Regions from separate parts of the Mus musculus genome. Here region 1 is linked to region 2. Evidence: chromatin loops called from intact Hi-C (ENCODE). Cell type or tissue: heart. All regions are shown on one strand.

Region 1 (8,000 bases), 77 kb after region 2:
AGTAGGCCTGGAGAAGAGTGTCATTACATCAGTTTATCTAGGTGGCACCTGAATACAGTTCATTTTTAGTCTGCTTTCCCATTCCCACCCAAACTCCCACTAGTAAAACAAGTAATCTCAGAAGACATTGTTGCCTGCACTGAACATCCTTATCATGGTGTCTAAAGTGGAAGTATCTTGCTCAGCATTTCACTTTTCATTTTATATTTGCTATTCCCTAATTTTCTGCTAGTAGCTTCTCTCCTGTGATCCACTTTATCCAAAAGCTTGACAGTGTTATTGTTTGTTTGTTTGTTGTTGTTGTTTAATGCATTCACTTTACAGCCCACTCACTGTCCTTCTCCTTATCACAATCGTTCCCACCCCCACCCTGCCACACCAAGTCTCTGTGGGGCTAGGCACATCTTCTCCCACTGAGGCCAGACAAGCTAGAAGAAAAGGCAGGCAACAGCTTTTGGGATAGCTCCCCTCCAGTTGTTCAGGACTTACATGAAGACCAAGCTACACATCTGCTATATATGTGCAGGGAAGCCTAGGGCCAGCCTGAGTGTGCTCTTTGGTTGGTAGTTCAGTCTCTGAGAGTCTCAAGGTCCAGGTTAGTTGACTCTGTTGGTCTATCTGTGGAGTTCCTATTCCCTTTGGGAATAATCCTTCCCCTTATTCTTCCATAAGAGTTCCCAAGTACCATCACCTGTTTGACTGTGGGTGACTGTATCTGCCTGAGTCAGCTGCTGGGCAGAGTCTTTCAGAGGACAAGCATGGCGGTCTTTTCACTGGGCATCTTACAAGAAAACTGGGCCCTCCAATGTTTGCTCCGGTCCACATTCACAGGTATTGTCCCTTTGTATTCTTGAGCTCACTTCTTTCCCATTCTCAATCTCTCTGGCAAGAGTTTTCAGTATTTGAAGCTGTCATTGTCACCCTGTATTTCTCTTCTTCTGTGTACTTCTTCAATGATAGATAATGCTAAGTATAGCGTATTTACAATTGCCAAGCAACTGCCACTGTCTAGGCCCTGTGACTAGACGTGAGTCCTTAGCTACTCCCAACCCAAAGATGAACATTGTTGAATCTGTTCCTTCACCAAGAAGAATCCTTCTCAAGAAGAATCTAGAGGAAAAGCATCATAAGAAAAGGGGATAAAAGATTTAATTTGACTTTGTTATTGCTGCTGGGTTGTTTGGGTTTTGTTTGATTATTTAATGCTTAATGCTTAATAGCTTTGTTGAGTCAAACAGAAAAAAAAAAAGATCCATCTTAATGTTGCCTAACAACAGGTATTCCGACTCTGTATCCAAAAAGATTAGTACTTTAAAAAGATTTTCCTTGAATAATTGACAACTTTGCCATTGAAAAAATGGAACAATCATGATAAAGATATACACAATGAAACATGACATTTCCACCTTTCTCTGGTCATTTTAAATACCATTGATGTATACTCTGGACTCCACCTCCTGACCTCCTTTACCTAATCCTCTTGCCCAGCTCTGAGGTCAATTACATATGTCAAGATACAAGTAATGATGTGCACCTGTAACCCCAGCTCTCGGGAGGCACAAGCATGAGAATCAAGGCAAGCCTTAGCTACATAGTGAGTTCGAAGCCAGCCTAGGGTACAGACGACCCTACTTAAAACACCAAAACAAAACAAAACCAATAATAGTGAATGGATAAATAATAATTCATGAAGCTGCTACATTTAGAAGCCATTGAGAAGCTGAGGAGAATGTCCCCTGATGTGTGTGCATAGGCCTTTTGTTGTTTTGGGCAGGAACTAAGGGGAATACCTTGTTCCTTTCAACCGATGTCTCCTTCGGAAAAAGCCCCTTATCTAATATCACACTTCACATTATTATATTTTTTTGTTAAGCCTCATAGACTTGGTGTCAAATGCATGTGTTCTTAGAAGGGGTAAAATCATCTCACAACAATGAGAGTGTGTTAATCCGGAGAGAACTTGAGATCAATAGTCAGGAAATGACAGCCAGCTGCAAACACATGAGCCAAGTGCTTTGGTGTGTGTGACAAATCCTGATTTAAATCTAACTTTCCTTGACTATAAAATTACATGACTCGTCATGTCTACCTCATCGGCTATAAAGATTAAGTGAAATCTCATCTAGTAATAACACTGTTTGCACTGTGGAGTGAACAAAAGCTTGTGTGTTCATAATTTACACTGTTTATCTATCTTTCTGAAACTCTGTGTGACTCACAATCTTTGGTTTTCCCCAGTTTCTGCCGAGATCATCGATGGTTGCCTAATGCAGATACCTATCCAACAATCTACCCTTTATCTCTTTGACCCTAACTAAGTCCTTCCCCATCAGCAATCCAAACAAGTAGCTGAATCTGGGCCTTGGACAAGCCTGACCTCTCTGATAGTAACTGATGAACACGCTTTAGGTTTATGGGAAAACTCAGCATCTACCTCTGAAGCCCACAGACTTATAATTTATTCAACTTTACATCTATCCATGCTATTTACACATCTATTTTCATTTTGATTTTGTTCCTGTTTTGTTTTGTTTTGTTTTGTTTTGTTTTGTTTTGTTTTGTGTTTTTGAGATGGGGCTTCATTATGTACCATGCTGGCCTCCAACTCAGGATCTGCCTGTTGCAGCCCGCTGAGTGCTGGAATTACAGGCACACACTACCAGGTGCAGGGGACTGTTTCCACTTAGACAATGGAGAAGGAAGATTTTTCTTCTCCAGATCATTATTAATGTTTTCTCTTCTATGCCTGATGGTTTATTCACATAAAGCAATTTATATCTTCATTGTTGTCTTCTAAGCTCTAAGCTTACTTTCCTCACTTATTCTTTCTCTCTCTCCACCTTCCTTCCTTCCTTCCTTCCTTCCTTCCTTCCTTCCTTCCTTCCTTCCTTCCTTCCTTCTCCTCCTCCTCCTCCTCCTCCTCCTCCTCCTCCTCCTCCTCCTCCTCCTCCTCCTCCTCCTCTCTCTCTCTCTCTCTCTCTCTCTCTCTCTCTCTCTCTCTCTCTCTCTCTCTCTCTCTCTCGGCAGGGTCTCATGGAACCTGAGTTGGGCTGGAACTCAAATCAAGCTGGTTTTCATCTTCATTGTTTTTAATGACATCTGTCAGACATCTTCCTCATTCCCTAGACTTCCCAGGATTTTCTAGATAACTCACTTGTCTTATCTGTTAAAATCCCATTAAGGAAGGAATGTGTGAATGGCACTAAGTATTTTAGTTGTAAATCTGTCAGCTTATCTCTTTTTAAGAAAACAATGGTTATCCCAGACATAAACATTACCCTCCAAGTTGAGAGTCTCGGTTTAACTATGGTTATTATTCATCATCATAAAAATAAATCTTGAAGCATATAACATTGGAGCCAAGAAGTTTTAGAAGCAGAGTGTGTTAAGGGACATTGAAGGTTACTTCATACAATCCCGTCATTGTGTGGTCAAGGAAGCAGAAGTTCCAAGAGCTCATTGGATTCATTAAGGCCAGTATTGATGCTTTGATACTGGAAAGACTGCCAAACATAGTACTAGTTACGTCCCAAAGAAAGCAAACTACCCACATGCAGACCTTGGTATATAAAATCCAAACCCCTATCTGTTTGTTTGAGCCCAGTTTAGACTCAAACTTATTATCATCCTGTTTCTAATGTGTTGGGTTTACAAGTAAATGCCAACATATGTTTGACTAAGTGCTTTATCAGACAGTACACACCATGCTGATAGTCCAGAAAGGCACCTTGGGGCAATAGCATGGCTTCTAAGAACCATTGTCCCAATACACAGCCTTAAATACGTATCCAAAGGATACAATTTTAAACTTTTGTAGGATGCCTAAGTTATCTGTCTAATTTTTTTCCTAAGATAATCACAACACGGACTCTGGGTGGTCCTCTCCATGGTCTCTAGAGTCTGTGGCTTGAAGTTCTGAAAATCTGTAAAGATAAAGTTTCTTCATGACACACAGTTACACATCTGCTCTGACCATGTATGTTCAGGTATATTTTCAAACAATATCATAGGTGTTAGAAACAAAAGATACAAGACTAATACTTGACTTTCAGACTGGAAACCCTTTCAGCGTTTACCATGCTCATACAACACCAACCACCTCCTTCAGTCAGGAGAAAGCCAAAGTCCAGGGATGTGTCTCTGAAGAGGACCAAGTGAGATCTTAAAAATAAACTACTGCTGGAAAAAAAAATACAACACACATGTATAAATGTTTAGTGACATATGGTGTTATTACTATTCCTGAAAATATCTAAAGAGATACACAGAATATTTGTGGGTATTTTGCTTATTTATGCCTACATGTAGAAGGAGGATAACATGAAATTGGGCTGGAGCTAAAGAAAGGGACTTGGGTTTGCTCATCTGGGTTTTGTGCTAATGGGCATCTGAAGAGATTTGACCTAAGCAAGGGAACATTGAAAAGTCAGTGGAATTGCTAAACCTGTGGTTGCTAAACACTGATTATAATCCCATCACTGGGAATATTGACGCAGGAAGACTGTGAGCGAGAAGCCAGCCTAGGCTACTTAGTGAGATCTTGTCAAAAAGAAAAAGGAAATCAGCGGGCCTAATCTTCGTCTTTAGATGGTTTCTTTCTTGATAATGCATTTATACCTTCTCACAGAGAGATGCATGGGGTAAAAAAGGATTTCTTCCTGAGATAGTCTGGTTTAGTGTCCATATAATGCATTCACGTATTGCATGTAAGTATAACGTTGAACATTTGAGAGGGTTGGGCCTGCCTGGACATGAGAAGGCAGTCTGCTTGCCTGTGCACATGGGAATGTGGAGAGCCAAATATCCATGTATACAGGTACATGCATGGGGTGAAGCAGCCTTAAAGAAAGTTTTTATACTACCGTATCTGAGGAAATTAAATTTGCTATCTGTTTCCTAACCAGATCCAGGGAGCTAAGCTGTTCTAAATGCTCTGACATTATTTAGACCTAGGTTTCTAAAGAGCTGTCTTTGTGAGAATGCTGAACTCATGGTGGGAATTTACCCAGGGAGCAGCTGGTGAAATGATGCAGAAATGGCAAATGAATGCTCAACTCTCCCATTGTGCTATAGCAGTTAGAGCAAGCTCACAAAAGGTCTGAGATATCGAACATACAGGAGACGCAGTTACAACAGTGAAGCATTCCCTGACTAGAATGGAGTGAGACAGAAGGATGCAGTGATTCATCCCTGATCTCTCCTGAGCAGGATTCCTCGCTTGCTTTGACAGATTATGGTCCTGAGTCAGTTTGGGACTTTAAGACATGGAAATGTAAACTATTTGTGTAAAGATCCTGTTATTTGCTGCGGGACCTGAGATGTTAAAATTGGCTACATGTTCATTTTTCTTTTTTTTTCCTTCAGCACAACAGCACCATTGTAACTATTATGTTATTACTAACTCCATTCAATGTATGAAGAAGAGAAGACTAAAAATTTCAAACCCCTGCAATCCCAATCATTACTAACAAGACAGAAAGGAGCCTGATACTTTTCTGATCTACCACTAATCTCTGTTTCACTTTTGTTTTGAGTATAATTTTAAGATAATCCAATTACTTTTCTTCATGTATATGAAATTGACTTGAATCTCTACTTCCCTGGAACAATTGTTTTGGTCCCTTAATGAATGGAATTAATACAAATTTATGTAATGATATTATATGAAATCTTTCATATTGGATGGACATGATTGTATACACCTTTAGTCTCAGCGCATAGTATGTTCCAGGTTAGCCAGTGGGTAAATAGTGAAACCCTCTCTGAAAAAGAGAAGTCTGTCAAATTGAACTGAAAAGGAACCTATACTCAAGCTAATCAATTAAATAGGGAATCTGTATAATTAAGCTCTAAAGAATTACTAAATAACAACTTGGGACTTAGTGGAGGTAAAAAGGCTATACTTGGAGTTGCTTCCTCTGACTCTCTCAGGCCTATTTGCTGCCTATTCTCCATGTTGAGAAAAGAGAATGCAGGGTCTCCTGAACTGGAGCAAGCCACAGCAGCACTGAACCATGTCTTCAGTCCCATCATTTGTACCCTCAGCATAGTTCTCAGCTAAAAGAATTCACAAGGGCCTTGTGGTCCCATAGTCACTCTGTGGAAGTTTCAGAGAGTGAGTACCTGTTGAGAAGAGAGACCATGGCAAAAATACCCTGACCGGAAGTACGGTTTAAAAAATTCTTCAGTTTTCATCTGTTAATGAAATTCACACATGCTATTTAGATATCTCCTCCAGGGACAGCAGAAAAATTCAAAAATCCTCTAGGGAACTAAGCATTTAAAATTCCCATAAACTTGTTTCTCTGCAAGCAAAGTTAATCAACTCAGACGATGAGAAAGGAAAAGAATTTCTTTTATCCAAATATACAAAGCCTGGCTTCTCTGGAGACTGGTCTCTCCCAGGCTTTGTGGATTGCTAAATTTTTTTTTTTTTAAAAATACACAGTTTAAGGTTTAACCTTAATAGTATGTACATTTTATCCACTGCAAATGTATAATTCAGTGATTTATAGTTTTGTGATTATTAGCAATTTTAGAACTGCTCAGAATTTTCTCTCAGTCCCATCTGTTACAAGCACATGCATGCAGTGACTACCAGGGCCCGATCTCACCAGCTCCATTCAGCCAGGCTCCAGCCAGCCAACCACTGCCTTGTTCTTCTGTGAGGTTGCTTTCTCTAGTCAGTTCATCGAAGTGGAAGCACAGAACATGCAGTCGTTTGCATCTGGCATACTCCAGTTCTTCCTAGGTTAATTCACTGCTGTGGACTAAATATTCTCTCTCCTAAACTCCAGTAGAATGATATCGGGAGAAAGACCTTTGGGGAAGCAATTAGCTACTTAAGGTAGCTTTCTAAAATAGTGTGATTCTACCATGTGACCTAGCAGCAACACTGTGGGAAATCTAAGTGAGAAAAATGAAAGGTAGCACAAGTAATGATTCGCAAATACTGAGAGCACTGTGAATCTAAAACTTTTATGAGAGAAAAAGACTAAAACACATTCTTCATGCTATGCTAGGATTTGAGAAAACGGTCTTCATCACACATGGAATCTGCCATGCTCTCTTCTTGGACTATGGGAAAGAAATGTCTATAGTTTGAACCACTCAGTCTTGTTATAAGAACTGAGAATTGACAGACATCCATGTTGTGGTAGCTATCACATTTTTCCTCCTGAATGCTAGTCCTTTGTACATAGACACCAATCTTTAACATCAGCTGATGCACAATTCGACTGCTCCTACCTTGAGGCTGTTATGAACCATGATGCCATGAATATTCTCATCTGGTTCTGTGCCTGACTATCCTTTCATTTTTCTGATTTAGACCTCTAAGGTTATTGCTGCTAGGTCATGGAAGGGAATTAAATTATTTTAGGAAGTTGCCTGTTTTCCAAAGTGGTCCCAGTATTTCACATTTCTCAAAACAGTGCATGTGGCTTCCCCATGTGCCAGTTCCTCACCAGTGCCTCATCTTGCCTTTTTGATTACAGCCATCTGTGTAGCCACATCCTATTGTATTTCCCTAGGGAGTAATAATGTGAAGATAGTATCTAATGTCTTTGGGGAACTGTGTTCCTGATGTTTTGTGCATCTGAAATTTTAACTGCTTACCTTCTTGGTTTTGAGCTGTAAGATGGTGTATGCTCTGTATGGGTCATTTTTAAAGGTTTCTTATCTGAGAATTTTCATTTTCATTTTCATTTTCTTCAGTGTTTTTGTTGTTGTTGTTGTTGTTGTTGTTGTTGTTGAATAATGAGATTCATAGTACTGTTGGGAGCAACCTTCTTATTTATTACAAATGTTCTATACTCTGTCGAATCTCACACTTGTACACAATGCACTATAATCTTATCCCCCTCCCAACTTATCTCCATATTCCTCCAGCACTCCCCCCTTCCAAGTTCATGTCTTCCTCTTTCTGTGCATAGGTGTAGGGCCATCCACTGGAGGATGGGGATTCTACCAACAGCTCATCCTCATTAATGAGGATTATC
Region 2 (8,000 bases):
CTTTAGTTCTCAGAGTCAGGCTTTGGGTGAGGTGTTATCTATTCTCTGATACTGTAGCAAAATACCTGAGGCATCCAGTTCTGCAGGATCTGCAGGTCTTTGTAATCAGCTTGAACCTTGTGAGAATTACATTACAGGTGTGTGAAAGGAAGCCACCAAGCAGTGAGGGGAAGGGTCCCAAAAGAACCACCTACTAAGCCCTGGTATGGTTTGTATCTTGAATATCTCCCCCCAGAAATCCAAAGATCCATACAAAAATGTAGGTCTGCAGGAGATGCTAACGGCAATGAGAGGAGGTGGGATTGTAAAGAGGAAGGACCTAGAAAGCCAATGGTGTGATGTGTCCTCACAGTGGGGTGTGAGACCTCCGCCCTTCCATCCTTTTGTTACATGGGAGTGAGGTGGACAGCTTTGTTCTGCCATGCACTCTTTCATGTAAACAGTTCTGAAATCAAAATCAGTGTAGCCAGATGATTATGGATTAGAACTTCCAAAGCCTGGAGCTAAAGTAGACCTTTTCTCTCTGTAAATTGATATTAATTCTCAGGTGTTTTGTTATTGTGATAATAAACCACCTGCCACAGCCAGAGCTCTTAATATTCTATGATGCTATTAGATGGTCTCTACCATACATATCCTTGGGGGACAAAGCAAATCCAAACCATGGAATAATGAGTGAGGTGTATCGAGTACAGCTAAAAACTTGGAGGTGTCCCTCCTTGATAAACATGTACCCAAGGATCTCATTACAGATGGTGGAATATGAAACACAGTGAGGGGAGGGGTCCCATAAGAACCACCCACTAAGCCCTGCTGTGGTTTGTATCTTAAATGCCTCCCCAAAGATCCACACAAAATGCTTGCTCTGCAGGAGGTGCTGATGGGAGGTGGTAGACTCCAACAGAGGAAGGACCTTGAGAGTCAGTGATGGGATGTCCTCACAGTGGACACACAACAAAAACATATGTTGCCTGAGTGCTGGTACAGGTTATATTAACACTGGCCAAACTATCTGTACCCTCTTATGTCCTTGTTTGTATTTGCAGCCTGTCCCCTTGGCCTTAAAGGCATCCCTCACATCTCTTTCTCCTACACAGACATGCCTGACTCTTCTGCCTTGTAACAGTAGTTTAAGCATCATTTTCTTAACCCCTTGTGAAGTCCTCCCCAACTATCAAAAGCTCTGAGGCCCATCCAGTCCTCAGTCTTAGACTTCTAGTAGTACTCTGCATTTATTCCTCCCTGCTGGTCCATAGCACTCCGTGATGTGCATCCTCATTTACCTTCCTACCTGGGGCACACTATCCTGTGAGCAGGGTGTGGCTTGTCATCCAAATGCCTAAGAGATGTGCACAGGCTTGAAATAACTGAAACGGTTTCATCAGTAAGAATCCACAGTTTCTCAGTGGCCTCTCCTCTACATTATTAGTTTGCTGTGTTCTTAACATTATGAATTCCGCGATGTGTTATCAGCTACAGTGGGTTTCAAATGCATACATTTCCAGCAAGAACAACACCAGTCCCCAACTGGAAAGTCCCAGCTTTAGTGAATAAATGATAAATGTAAAAATAAATAAATTCCAATGTTGCTAATGAATCCAATACATGATAGTAAAAGAAATAATTGCAAAAATACCACCACTATAGCTCTCTAAAAACTATATTATTCCCATAAAAACTTAGGGCAAGAGGAGTAACAATATCAAGATGCCCCAACCCTTGCAGACTATCACATAAACAGCATCAACTGTTCACCCAGTGTAATGATGTAAGCTCCATCCACTGCATTAATGATGTTCAACGCAAATACCAAGTAAGCTAAAGGCTCACCATGCTCACTCATCCCTCTATGCTGTGCACGGTCAACGATCAACGTGTGACTCTCACAGTTGGAGAGAAAGCAAAGGTGGATCATCTGGTCTTCAAAGAAGTTGGGATGCCACTCAGTTCTAAGCACTGCACCTATCTGGAGCTCTCTGTAGGAGAGGTGGGAGGCATGGGGTGTGGGAATAATGAACAATTCCCAGTCCTGGAATCCACTTCTCTCCCCCTGGTCTGGTGGATACAGCTACAGATGTCACTGCTATTGGTTCCTTCTATCTTCATCTATTTAAAACATTTACATCTCTGACTCTAGGGAATATGTTCCATTGTTTCTTCTTTTAAAAAAATCACTTAAAATTTATTGCTGTAATGAAAAACGTCAAAGAAAATGTGACATTTTAAATAGGTAAAAGTCTTTGGTGGCCCATTAAACAGTATGACTTTCTCAGACAGACATTGACCCTTGGGGACAGAGGAGGCTGTGCAAGAATCAGTTTTACTCCCTTTAATGGTTGAGGGTCAAAGTAAAATCAATCAGGACTCTACAGAGCAGAACCTTTCTACCTACACAGATCATGTCGGGTATTGGGTTGTTAAGTTTGTAGTAAGATGACGACTTTAGATATAGGATTTTTCTATAGACCACAACACAGTCCTAGACAACCATGTGTCTCAGAGCTCCAGGTAATAGACAAACCCTGTGTCTCAGGGACTTTTTTTCCCCCAGTAACCAAGCTACTCCTATCTAATGAATAGGGAATAATGGGAAGCCCCCTCTGCCCCACTGCAAACTGCCTGCAGAGTCCTCATTACCCCAATCTCTCTGTGTGAATGAAGATCACTTTTCCCACAGTTTACTGTGTCAGACATTCTTCTGAGCACTTCCCACACATGACCACTCACTCACTCAGTCCTCAAAACCACCCTGTGAGATAGACATGCTTCCCATTTCCACTTTACAGATGTGCAAAGTGAGAGGTTAAAGAAATTGCTTCAAGCTACCCAGGAAATATGTAGGGGAGACAGAATTCAAACCCAGATACTTTTATTTTTCGGTGTTGGGAGTTACCTTCTTTCTAGCGCGCACACACACACACACACACACACACACACACACACCCTCTGGGGGTTGGGGGGAACAGCGCTCTGGTACTCTGTATATTAAATGACCATGGATTATCTCCTTTTGAATCTCTAGCTCAGATCTTTCCAAATCTCAGTACTGCTACAGACAAGACAAAGCCAAGTCTATTACCAAGCATCAGTTTCATCTCAGCGGGACCCCATCCCGCAGAGCCTCTGGGCATCCTCCCTTGAGTGAAGGCTCACCACATTTTCATCTCCTACACTGAAGAATTTCAGTTCTCACCTTTCCAGGCATGAGTGCGGCAGAGCTGCCAGTCCCTTACACATTTTGGCTGGCGGCTTAGATCCTCAACTTGAGCACGAACCTCTCAACAGCTGACCGTCTGTGGAAACTTCAATAATCTGGGGCAGCCTTTCCCTTTGAGGAATATATACAAGCTCTCTCACAGCTCCGTGGCTCCGAGGACCAATCAGCAGCCTGGGCGAAAATTGTGGGCTGGAGCTCAGCAGCAGTTTGCCTTCGGTGGGGGCTGGGAGTCTTTCCTGACTTCAGGCACTGCTGGGGCATGTTTCTGGTGGCTTCTGTCCCCACAGTCTCTTGTTTGTTTAGTTAGGGCTGTGTTGGAGCCTAAACTGAGATAAGATCATTAGTGCCTGAAGACTGAAATTTGACGTTAGCCAGAACGACGATGTGGGCTTTCTTTGAAAGCAAGGTACCCTGAGCCATTTCAGATCTGCCAAGGGTCCTGGGATACAAACACTAAACCCACTCACAGGGGAGGAAACGGCTTCTTTTCACGGTGGAGAGAGTGTTTAGCTGAGGATCTCTCATCTCCTGAGCACTCAGATGGGTGCTAGGAATTCCGAGGTAAAAGGACCAGTCCAGGCTCTGATGATGCAGGTGTGTCTTACATTGGTGCAGTTAGGTGTAAGCAACAACTGCCCTGGCACATCTTCACTAGACCTAGGGGGTCACAGCCTGTGTGCCCAACAAGTCCTAATCAGGTCTTTTCTTCAGTGAGTCCATTAAGGGAGCCAAGTTAATGGTGAAGAGCAGAAAAAGGAGATTTGCTCAGTGTGACCCTAGTCTATCTACTACAGGCCTGACAGGAGGGAGGGCATAAACAGAAAGCAAGGGACACACCTAGCTAAAGAGAAAAGGCAAAATGAGGTTCCCCTGCCCACTAATGTCTCAACATTGGGTCTTTCCCACAAGCCAGTCTGACACAAGGTCAAGGTCATTGCACAAGCTGTAAATCTTTTTTCCAGGAGACAAATTCCTGTTCTGGATGCCCCCAGGGCTTCAGCCGTTTCCTCTCCCTGAAGGAGATTGGGGAGAGGGAGGGGGCAGTAATAGCTTGGAGTTCTTTAACAGTCAGCAGTCAGGTTGTCAAAGAGGGGAACACAAGTGTCTCCTTAGAAGGTTTGTTCCTGGCAGATAAGTCCATAACCTCCTGGTCCCCCTTTGCTTTAACACCTCAGGGTTGAGGTGAGATAGGCCTGTGACTGAAAACAAAAACCCCAAAGGGAACAGGAGAAGGAACCAAGGTTAGAATACACTCAGGGTGTCAAGCTCCCTGCTAAGAACCGTCTCTGCATAACTCCTGGTTTTAGCTTCTTTCGGAAAGTCTGGAACAAACAAATGCATTCTGTTAGCCTGAAAAGGGTCTTGAGCAGGGCTGTGGTGGCACACCAGCGCCGGGAAGGCAGAGGCAAGCGGATTTCTGAGTTCAAGGCCAGCCTGGTCTACAGAGTGAGTTCCAGGACAGCCAGTACTATATAGATAAACCCTGTCTGGGGGTGGGGGGAGAGGGAGAGGGAGAGGGAGAGGGAGGGAGGGAGGGAGGGAGGGAGGGAGGGAGGGAGGGAGGGAGAGAGAGAGAGAGAGAGAGAGAGAGAGAGAGAGAGAGAGAGAGAGAGAGAGAGAGGTGTCTTGGTACTATGACATGCAGGCTGTCCTCAAACTTCTGTTCCTTGCCAGCCTCCCAAGTCGTGAGATTTCAAGCAGCCACTATTCTGCCCCGTGTGACTCCATTTCAATCCTGACAGCTTTCCTCCTTGTCTCTGCACAATGTTCTCTGAAGCCATGATTAAGCATCTGATGGTTTGTTTTCCACTGTCCCTGGCAACTGTATAAACTGACAGCACGGCCACTCTATGGTATGGGTAAGAAGGGGGGTTTATTGTAGCTATGAAGGAGAGAACAGCCAGGGGTGTCTAGAAGCGGCCAGAGCAGAGAGAGAAATTAAACTGAACATGCCCAGCAGACTGGACCTGGGCATGACAGAAGCAGGAACAGAGCTGAGAGGAAGAAAGGGACAGAGAGAGAAGGAGAGCAGAGATGAGGAGGAGGGAGACAGGGACAGAGAGGGAGTGACTGAGAGAGGAAGACAGAGACTGAGCATATGGAAGACATCAAGGTACTAAGGACAATGAGTAGCTGTAGCCACAGGGAGGGAAGCCTTGGGCTGGGGAAGTTTAGGGGAGTGGAGGGGGTGAGAAGGGCCAGGATGCTAGCTAGCATGGACTCTGGAATGTGTGACAGGTTCTCGTGAGACCAAGTGATCCTGGAGGCCAGCATGTGTTAATAGGCACCGCAGATAGCCATTTATCCCTTCGTTTTAGAGTCTGGGAAAATGGAGTTTCCTTTGGACCTGACAATAACCCCAATTAGATTCATCCTGCTTAGTCTGATTTGATCCCATGTTGGATGGGAGGAAGGAGAGATGTCAAGAGGTTAGTGTCAGTAAAACCTTTGGGCCAATTCTAAGGGAGCCCTAAGAGATATAGGAGTACCTCTAAGATTAGGGGTAACTGGGGTCCTTCTTGTTGGTTCTATGGGTAATGCCCTAGCACGCTAAAAATGTTGTTTAGGTTCTGTCGTGGTTTGAATAGATATCACCCCTGGAGACTCTTGCATGTAAAAGCTTGGTCCATAGTGAGCCATACTATTAGGGGGCATGGCTTTGTTGGAGTAGGCGTGTCCTTGGTAGAGGAAGTGTGCCACTGGGGGCAGGTTTGAGGTCTTAGAAGCTCAAGTCTGACCAGTGTTTCACAGTTTCTCCTAGCTGCCTGCACATTAAGATGAAGACACTGGCCTCCATTTCCAGCACCATGTCTGCCTGTACACTGCCATGTTTTCCACCATGATGATAAAGGACTGAACCTCTGAAACTGACAGCCAGCCCCAATTAAATGTTTTCTTTTCTAAGAGTTGCTGTGGTCATGGGTGTCCCTTCACAGCAATAAAGCCCTAACTAAGACAGGTTCTCTTTTCAGAGACTTTCTGTAGAGTGTCTTATAGCTTTTGTGAAGCTATAAGGTCTTACAAAAACATAATAACAAAACAAGGCTTTACAGAACAAAGAAAGAAACCAAGAATAATACTAATTTAAAAATGAAGTGCAGAGAGCATACATAGCCTGTGGGCTATGAGGCACTCAGCAATTAGGATGTCCACACAAGATCTGGCTTTCAAACATGCTCAGTTTTATTCATGCAAACATTTCTTATAATATCACATTAGTATAAGAGTTAAGCAGACATTTCCTTGAGCAGGGAGCATGTGGCTGGGGAGAAAATGCTGCTGCAGGTCCCTGGAGAGTGCTTCAGTGAAGATGAATCAGAAGTTTGCAAGCTCAACCCAAGTCTGCCATGAAGTCCTTCAGCTATGACAGGCCACGGGAGGATGGCTTTGGTGGAGGTCCCGGATGTCCTTGAGAGTGTCCAGCCAGCAGCTATCTATCACTGACAGGTAGCCATATGTGAGTCCAGCAATGGTGCTGGAAGTTCAATGGTCACCAAAGCCAGGGGCACACACAGACGCATTTCAAGCCCTCTTGCCGATGGGCAGCAACACATAGGCTAGAGAAGACATGTCTTGGGAACAGAGCAATGCAGTCCTAGAGATAATCTCCAAAGTTCCATGTTTTGTATAATCTCATTGGCCAGTAGCTTTGTGCTGTCAGGGCTCACAGCTCGAGTCTGGCTCACCAACCTATCAGTGTCACCTTAAGGTTAGGTCCTTAACATGTCAAAACCTGTCTTGATCTCTGTTCATATTTGAGCTATCCTATGAACACACCAGATCTTGCCTCTGGGGCCTATCTCTTATCAGAGGTGCCTAGTAGCAAGCTCCTGTTTTTACAGGAAGTACATTATTTCAAGCCACACAAAATGGATTCACTTATGTTTAACATTAAGTGACTGAGTACAGACTTGCAAAGATCTAATGCCCACTAATCCTTACAAGACTCCCACAGTACAAGAGACATATATGCATAGAAAAGAGCCAGTAGCAATTAGCCTCATTATACAGAGCTACATAGAAGCCCATTACATAGTGATTTAACTTCTACTTCTAAAGGAAAATCTAGAGTCTTTGGTTTAATTGCCTATGTCTACAGCATTGATGCTCAAAATGTTAAATCTCTTGCCTGTTCAGGACTGATGTTAGTTATATTAAAAAATATGTATAAGTAAAATTCATACATTAAGAAAATGCTTATTTAGAAAAAAAAAGGATTGTACCAGCTTTTCAGAAGTTATCTAGATGGCAGTTTTCCAAGATATCTTTTCAAGTCTAAAAGTCTTGAAGACACTAGGAAGTCAGCATTATACTACACATGTAGAGAAATCTTCCTTTGGAGGGTGGCCAGGACCTGTGAAGATCAAGCATTATCCATTTTAAGCAGGTTCCAGTTGGATTCTAGAATCAGTTGTTAAGGGATCTAAAGAAAAATGTTACCAAGTCCCAGTACATCATGAAAAGATTCCTTTATTTGTATCAATTGTTTTTTTTTTTTTTAATGGTCAACGTTAAGTACAACTTAGCGGATGGGAGGAGTTTCCTCACTAGTTACCCATAATCCACAAATTCCATGAGTTGTCCCTATTTCTCATCCAGGGCACTCTCATGTGTTTGGGGGTTGCCTTGCATTTATCCAGGGTCACCAGGGGTAACACAAGGTATTCAACCTGACCCAGGGCTAGGCCACTGTGCTCTGGCCTTCTGTGACCATTGCTCGGGCTGCCTCTGATTGCAGCTGTAGTCGTCCTTCCTTCAGGCATGCATAGTTGCTGAGGGAGGA

Evidence for each region. Hi-C counts contacts between places; a loop is a spot of excess contacts. Peaks named below come from ENCODE experiments on the same cell type or tissue, not always from the same donor. Only the 100,000 strongest peaks of a DNase experiment are listed, where the experiment ranks them.
Region 1: it touches region 2 in a loop (2.3-fold over the local background); 2 of 42 quality-filtered maps call a loop at or near these places.

Annotation. Positions count from the first base shown.
Region 1 is chr1:169,573,804-169,581,803 of GRCm38, reverse strand. No RefSeq gene overlaps it. Among named protein-coding and RNA genes, the nearest start is that of Gm34624, 46 kb to the right of the region's middle. In heart, no CTCF peak of the experiment used is centred here; no DNase peak of the experiment used is centred here.
Region 2 is chr1:169,650,815-169,658,814 of GRCm38, reverse strand. Rgs5 (regulator of G-protein signaling 5) reads right to left here and starts at 3,314. Exons shown (of 5, transcript NM_009063.4): 1 at 3,194-3,314. The coding sequence starts at 3,237. In heart, no CTCF peak of the experiment used is centred here; a DNase peak (open chromatin) is centred at 3,404; H3K4me3 peaks cover 1,160 bases; H3K27ac peaks cover 2,074 bases.